Regions from separate parts of the Mus musculus genome. Here all the other regions are linked to region 1. A link is a loop called in an ENCODE intact Hi-C map of the cell type or tissue named here. Cell type or tissue: left cerebral cortex. All regions are shown on one strand. Region 1 has its middle 12 kb from the start of Gm40680. Region 2 has its middle 20 kb from the start of Gm32515. Region 3 has its middle 10 kb from the start of Gm51825.

Region 1 (2,500 bases):
CAGAAATTGTGAAGGACGGGTTAGGAAACTTTCTATCCTCTTATAGGGATTTCTGAATATGTTCATTTGGGCTTTCTTGTTCTGTGCATCTTCCCCAAACAGGAAGGGAAAGAGGAAGGGAAGAAAGTTGAGAAAGAAGGGAGGGAGGAAGAAGAGGGAGGAAAGAACCCATTCAACTAGGAACTGCTAAATACCTCTTGGTAGATAGGATGATGGATTTGGTGACTTGCCAGCCTCTTTCCTAGCCAGTTCCAGATGAAAGACGGACCTCTGGTTCTTCTGAGGGGAAGCCCTTTGACACCTGGCAGGAAGCAGCCTCGGTGAGTGTGGAAGCAGACCTTCATCTAAATGTTCCTAAGCTTCATTCCATCAGTTTTCTCCTCTGCAGACAAGGCTGTTCCTCACGGGTCTGAGAACCACGGAACAATGCAGAGGTGGAAAAGTCCCCAGCATCTCAAAGTACAGCTTCAGATGTCCCTAGTGGAGCTGTGCAGAGTGCCTTGCCCAACCGCATCGCTGGATTCTTGGCCATCCTAGAATCAGCCGTCATTGGTTGGATACCTACTGTGCAGTACACAGCAGCACTGTTTCATGCCTATGCTGTGAGCTTCACAGCTTCTGTGGGGGACCGGTGCTATGGTTTCTATTTGTGGGTGTGGAAGCATTAACTAGGAAAGATTTGGATCCAGTCAGAGCTGACCCTGTTGTCTGTGCCAGGGACATACTTCAAATCCTGATCTTTATACTGAACGGCTCTGCCGCCTCTGGCCTACAGAGTGAATTTGGGCTGTCTCTGAAGTTAAGCTAGGCTCAAGGCCTTCATTACCTTCATCCTCTGCGGTATAAAGCTTCCTTGTACTTGATAGATTTCAATATATTTGCTTTTTAAAATATTCTTTAAAAAAACTGATTATGGGACCTTCTGGGGATCTGAAAATTCACTTGTGACCTTTGAACTTTACAAGTTTTACTCTGGGGGAGAGGGGAGCGTTTGATGCCACAAGGTTAATTAGACTGAAAGTACATACGTTCCCACAGAACTGTCAAAGTCAATGGTAGTGTCATAGGAAATAAAGTATGTCCACAGTATTGAGGCACTAAGCGTGAGCCTAACAGGCTCTGGGTCTGCCTGGACTGGCATCTGATGTCCTGCCTGAGAAGACAGAACAAGAAATGAATCACCTGCCGCAGTGCTATGTGCTATTTTCAAGCTGTTTGGCTCATGAGTCCTGCACAATGTAGCAGCCCACTCTAATTTGTCACACCAAAGGCTTCCTTTTGAGTAAACAGCGGTCCACACTTCTGTTGGCTCTGAGTCACCGCTTAGTGTTCAAGCTGAAATGCCAGCACTGTCTTCAGCACAGTATACAGTGTGAAACCAAGTGGGCGGGGCGAGATGGGTACTTCCCATGGAAACTTCCATGTCCCACACCGGAGTGGAGCCTCCAGCAGAGTCTCTCACAGCATCCTTGTGGGGCTGTCGCTTATACACAGTCACCTTCTCCTCCTCTCAGCAAACCCTTTTTCCTCATAGCTAAGGAAAGAAGAGCCAGTCGAGTGAGTTGTCCAAAGACCCTGGAGTCTTCTATATGACTTGGCTATATCACCTCATATGATCTTACACCTTGTCTCACAGGCATCCTCTCCTCCAGTCAAATGACATCTTCATAGCATCTTCCACTTGACATGCCACTATGACATCATCATAGCCTCTTCCATTTGTCATGCTACTATGACATCATCACAGGCTCTTCTGTTTGGCATGCTACTTCACTTCCCATCCGTGTATGTATGTGTGTGTGTGTGTGTTTCATCATCTCTCCATACCATAGCTGTTCCTGAGTGGTTGGCTAGAGACTCCGACTAGACCCAACTCAAGCATTCCTACCTCCCACAAAGCCTTGTCAGACAGGTGACCTTCCCCAGAAAAACCTTCTCCCATCAAAAAACAGCTGACTCCTCTGCACCCCATGCCATTTGTGTTTTGACTGCACAGTTGCTTATTGCATTGGATCCCATAACTTATTAGATATGAATTAGATATTAATATGTCTTCCTGGGCCACAGACTTGAGAAGTTGCTAAAAGGGCATACAGATACAGCTGCAAGTAGTGAAAAGTATGACCAATTAAGAGTGGGGGAAACTAGGGGATTATTTATTTTTAAAAATACATTTTTTGATAGATAACGTTAGGACAATTGGGGTATTTGTTTGTTTGTTTGTTTGTTTTTAAAGACAGGATTCACTTGATAGCACTGGTTGGCCTGAAATTTACAATGTAGACAAGGCTGGCTTCAAACTGATGGAGGTTCACCTGCCTCTGCCTCCTGAGTACAGGATTAAGGATTTGTACCAGCATACCACACCCAAATTTATATCACGAGGTGCCCTGTTTCCTTGTATATTTCTGCCCAGCTATTTTTATCCTGTGGCTGTTTTCCTTCTGGCTCTCGCCCAGTGGTCTAAAATGGCTGGCTCTTTATCATATCTAGTTTCGAG
Region 2 (2,500 bases), 73 kb before region 1:
ATACACATAGTTAAGAAAAATAGATCATATAGAAGGAAACAAATCTCAAAGGCCAGGAATTGCTCTAGTCCCAAAGGAAGTTGGTGTTAAGAGAAATGAGACTCCATGCAGTGTCACCTTTGCTGATGTCGCCTTGTCTTGAGGTTAGCAGGCCAGTGAGTGGAAGATCCTCATCAATAACATTTTTAATCGATTGTTTTCTTAAGGTGAGATAAAGAGAAAGGTGTTGCAGTGGACATGGAAACCCCCATTGTCTAAACCACTGGATGGAAGAGTTGCTAATTAAGAATCTTCTAATTATCTCTAAGTGAAAAATTTTAAGATTTCAGAAACAGCTGCTGGGACCCCCATTACAAACCACTCCCCTTCCCCAGCATCTATAAGGCACAAGTGTCATGTAAGGAGGCCTTCATAGTGGACGGGGGTATCTCTGCTGCTCTCCTTAAAGCATCTGATGTGCAAGAGGCTACCGAGCATTTGGTTGTGATTCGATCAATGAACAAGGCTAGGAAATTCACAGAACAATGCTAAACTGTATCCTTTCTTGTGGGTTTGATGATTTGCAGATGAGGCAGCAGTTTTAGCTCAAATCTCTGAACTTAGCTTGTACGGTTGGTTGCCGTGGTTCAGCTGCCTTGTTTTGCTGGGAGGACACTTCTGCAACTTCTCGGAGACATGAACTAGGTCACCAGAAACTGCTGCTTTCACTTCGAGGCTCCTTGCTCAGGGCAAGGGCGAAGAAGACACAGCTAAGGGCTCTCCACACACTCGACAGATGGAGTACTGGTTGCAGCCTCCTCCACAGGACACTCTGCTAGTATTTTCTCTACCAAACTCTTGCTGACAAATGAGAGGAATACATTATCCTGCACAGTCGAACAAATACCCTAATGGGACAGCTCCAGGTTGCCAGCATGCTGATGACTTCAGAATCTTTTCCATCATTGTATCTGTCCTCCTCTTCCCCTCCCCTCTTCCTCCCCTCCCCCCTCCCCTCTTCCTCCCCTCCCCCCTCCCCTCCCCTCCCCTGCCCCTCCCCTCCCCTCCCCTCTCCCTCCCCTCCCCCTCCCCTCCCCTCCCCTCTCCCTCCCCTCCCCCTCCCCCTCCCCTCCTCTCCCTCTCCCCTCCCCCTCCCCTCCCCTCCCCTCCCTCTCCCCTCCCCCTCCCCCTCCTCCTTGGGGGAAGTGTCTGGCAAGCAAAAGCCTGTGACAGTTCAGGGTGTCACTTCCTTCCTGGATTGTTTGCAGTAGAAGAAAAAGATACTTGCTTTCTCTTGGGTATATCTTGTTACTTTGTTTGTTTACACAGGAACCTTTCCAAAGCTTTTTCCCTCCCCACCCCCACAGGCCACTAACCAACCATCACAGATAAGTCAGAACATGAGACTCTGCATCAGCCTCTCCCACCAGCTAAGGAAAAAGAGTTATCATTTCTGAGTTTAACAAAGCGTTTGACTGTGAAGAGGAGTGGTAGCTACAAGTAACCAGGGTTCTTTACACAGAGAGAAAAGAGATAGCTGGGGTCAGGACATCATCAGAGAACCCCAGAACTATTTGCTTTGTTTCTGCATTTCTGTGGCTGCCACCTTAACTTGGGACATGGCAGAAGCCCTTCCCTAACCCTGTGGGTCACATTCCAAACAATAGAGGCACCCAGTCGAATAGCTAGAGCCTTAAGACAATGCTACTGCCCACATTAAAAAAAACAACAAAACAAAACAAACAACAAACCAACAAACAAAAAATAGAGAAAGGGCAAAAAGGTGGGTTATCCTTCTCTCCCTACTGGCATGCAGGAAGCCCAGGGTACCACATACTGGTGTGCCAGTGTTCACAGGACAGCAAGTGCTGGTGGCTCCCAGGCTGACTCAAGAGTGGAATCTGTGCCCCTGTTGGTTAACTGAGGACGACATGGCTTGTCCTCACTTTTTTCCTATCATAGTGCTTCATTTGACAAGTCTGTACCTTTGAGAGGTCCCATGGGAGCTCATTTTCAACTGATTCATCCAGACCCACACTGGTGAGAAGCCCACGGTGGTCAGTGCATAGCCTTTTCCTTTTCTTTTCTTTTTTTCTTTTAAGAATCAGACTTTCTCTACGTAGCCTTGGCTGTCCTGGAACTTGCTCTGTAGACTGGGTTGGCTTCGAACTCAGAGATCTGTCGGCCTCTGCTTGCCAGATGCTGGGATTAGAGGCATGTACCATACAGCTTGGCTAGCTTTTCCTACTGGGCCCATCTAGCCTGCTGCACAAAAATATTTGGATTTGGAGTTGCTGTGTATAAGGACACCTAAATTAATTCACTATGTGTGGACACCCAAGTCCTGAAGACTGCATTCTGACTACCGTTTACCCACTGAGGACTTAGTGAATTATATAGTTCCCCCAAGTTCTAATAAGCAAGCCTAACTAGGAAATGTAGATAACGCCTGTCTCTCAGAGTCATGTTCCCTCTGTTAATTAACTGAGAATACATACAGAGCAGAAATGCACGGAACAAG
Region 3 (2,500 bases), 230 kb before region 1:
CTAGAAGGTCCACTAAGATCTACAGTGAACATATTCGATCTGAGCTTCTGGTCTCAGATCCCTGATCTCTGGGAGAAGGGAGGTAGCTAGGCTATCATCCATCCTTCCCACCCCACCCATCTGTCCCATCCCATTCATCCATTCAAGCCTCCTTCCCTCCCTCCTCATCCTGTTCCTCAAAGGAGACCTATTACATGCTCATGATAGCTACGTTCCTTGCTGGGCATAGTTATAAATTGACATTATAGCAGGAAAAATTATATGTGTATATTTATATACATACATATATATATGTATATATATTAAACACAGAATATGACACACATGTGTGTGTATGTATTTATATAGTCCATCCCACTTTGGATTAACATACCAGAGACAGATGGTGATCCCAAGTGAAAACAGACACACAGAAGCTGTGGTGGACAGCAGAGTTATAGAGAAAAGGCCGAAATGGAAGAGAAGGTTGTCAGGTGAGGAAGTTGCTGTTGAACAACCTCTCCGAGAGAAAGACATTTATGAAAGAAGAAAGCCTTGGGTAAATGAAGGGAGGCTATTCCAGTGTGGGGAGGGGATCCTGAGTTGGACTCCCTGCTGGAGTGTTTGGACCATAGTAAGGAATACAGCGGGAATGCTCCAGCAGGAGGCTACTACAGGGGACAGGAAACCGTTGAATAGATAGGTCCATCCTACAGAGTTCCTTCCCAGCTAGGATCTTCTGGAGACAATTTCTGATTCCTACAGAGTGGTCCCAAGGTGGAGGTTTAGAGGATGGGTTAGCTATCTACTTTGGGGGCGGGGCTTGCTTCGTGGAGAGTGGAAAAACTGGACGTGGGGCGCGCTCGTGCTGGGAGGAAGGGTTTCCTGCCGAGAAGCCTGGAGCGCTTTTCCCTTTAGTGGAATCAGTTCTGTGGTGGCGCTTCCCCTCCCACCTGTGCGATGGAGGCTGGCAGGAGGCCTGGGTCTTCCTAGCAGCCCTCTCAAGGCTGATTCATAGCACCAATTACTCAACATGTATAGATTCTAAAATAAAAATAAGTTCTTCTAAATGAATCTAAAAATGTACCCGTATTCGTTGAGTGCTTGCATCACAGACTGTGTTTAGTTTAGATCCTCCTTGCTTGCCTTCTTACACCAAGCTGCAAGATGGGGCGCTAGGAGGAAGAAACTCACACAGGCTGAAGCTCTTGAGTTCTATACTTAAGTTCTATCTCCATGACAGCCCGACAGCCCCCTGACCATGTGGAACCTGCTCACGTGGTCTCGAGGAACCGTTTTAGATTCTCCGCTCCTGCTTGCTTATCTAAGAGTTACTTTCATTGGGCTTATTCTATCTCTCTCCTGGTTATTTACCATCCAGGCGGGGAGGGCTGCATTTTCCTATATTTCTTTGAACTGGACAATGCGCTTGTCGATTCTAGCTGGTCTTTGGAGCCCTTGGAAAAAGCAGAAAAATGCGAGGTGGTGGAGGTGCGGAGGGGAGACTAGATCTTGCCCTGTGGGGGAGCCTATGAACTTGTAGATCAAAAGATCAATCTTTGATTTAAAAGATGGAACCACTATTCACGAACCGCGTGGTGACTGGCCAAGAAGAAATACAGTCACTTGTTGTCATTAAAAGATTAAAATAGAAAGCTGCAGTTCCCCACCCCTCCCCCAAACCAACCTGGAGTCCCATACACAAGGAAGGTGGGGGCTGTGACTCCACTTAGTCTCATTAATTGCTGATAAGTGACTGGTCCATAAGACAGAACTGAAAATTCAAGCTGACAAAGGGGGTGCGACCGGTCTACCTCTAGAGAGTGAGCCAGAACCATTCATTGCTCTATTAATTTTTTTATCATTGCCCTGTCTCTTAGTACAAAAGTGTTTAATCTGAGAATGTAAGTTCTGAGACAGGCTCCAGTCTCTAGCACTCCATACAATATCTCCATATCTTGTTTACCTAATTCTACACGCTATCAATAGACAGTTAAATGTGGAGCATCAGGGCAAAGGCAGAGCTCCTTAGTCGAAAGGATTTTGAGAAACGCTATAGTTAAATACTATTGAAAGGGTTTTCCCTTCTGCAAGATTCCCCAGGACTTTCAACATTCCTAAATAGTGTGTGTGTGTGTGTGTGTGTGTGTGAGAGAGAGAGAGAGAGAGAGAGACAGAGACAGAGACAGAGACAGAGACAGAGACAGAGACAGAGAGACAGAGAGAGAGACAGAGACACACACAGAGAAAAACCACACCCATGGCCCAAATTTGGGTCATCCAGTCCCCTTTCATACAGGGATATATTAGCAGACTCACTCGGTATCAGAACTAGAAGTAAAAAGGCTTATTCTCCTCAAGCTCTTTCCATTTGCCCAGAGAAACGCAGGGCAGGAACAAATCTGAAAGCAGAGGTAGTCATGAGTCATCACTTCGAAGGAAAAGTAAATGTCAGATTCAAAATGTCAGGAGGTCAGCCTTGAGTCATCCCGGTAGCCTAAGAGGAGGATGCTCAAGACAG

Evidence for each region. Hi-C counts contacts between places; a loop is a spot of excess contacts. Peaks named below come from ENCODE experiments on the same cell type or tissue, not always from the same donor. Only the 100,000 strongest peaks of a DNase experiment are listed, where the experiment ranks them.
Region 2: a loop joins it to region 1, with 2.5 times the contacts of the local background. A loop is called at or near these places in 5 of 42 quality-filtered maps.
Region 3: it touches region 1 in a loop (8-fold over the local background); 2 of 42 quality-filtered maps call a loop at or near these places.

Annotation. Positions count from the first base shown.
Region 1 is chr10:67,716,386-67,718,885 of GRCm38, forward strand. No RefSeq gene overlaps it. Among named protein-coding and RNA genes, the nearest start is that of Gm40680, 12 kb to the left of the region's middle. In left cerebral cortex, no CTCF peak of the experiment used is centred here; a DNase peak (open chromatin) is centred at 1,312.
Region 2 is chr10:67,643,166-67,645,665 of GRCm38, forward strand. No RefSeq gene overlaps it. Among named protein-coding and RNA genes, the nearest start is that of Gm32515, 20 kb to the right of the region's middle. In left cerebral cortex, no CTCF peak of the experiment used is centred here; DNase peaks (open chromatin) are centred at 727 and 1,317.
Region 3 is chr10:67,491,324-67,493,823 of GRCm38, forward strand. No RefSeq gene overlaps it. Among named protein-coding and RNA genes, the nearest start is that of Gm51825, 10 kb to the left of the region's middle. In left cerebral cortex, no CTCF peak of the experiment used is centred here; DNase peaks (open chromatin) are centred at 1,045 and 2,441; H3K27ac peaks cover 221 bases.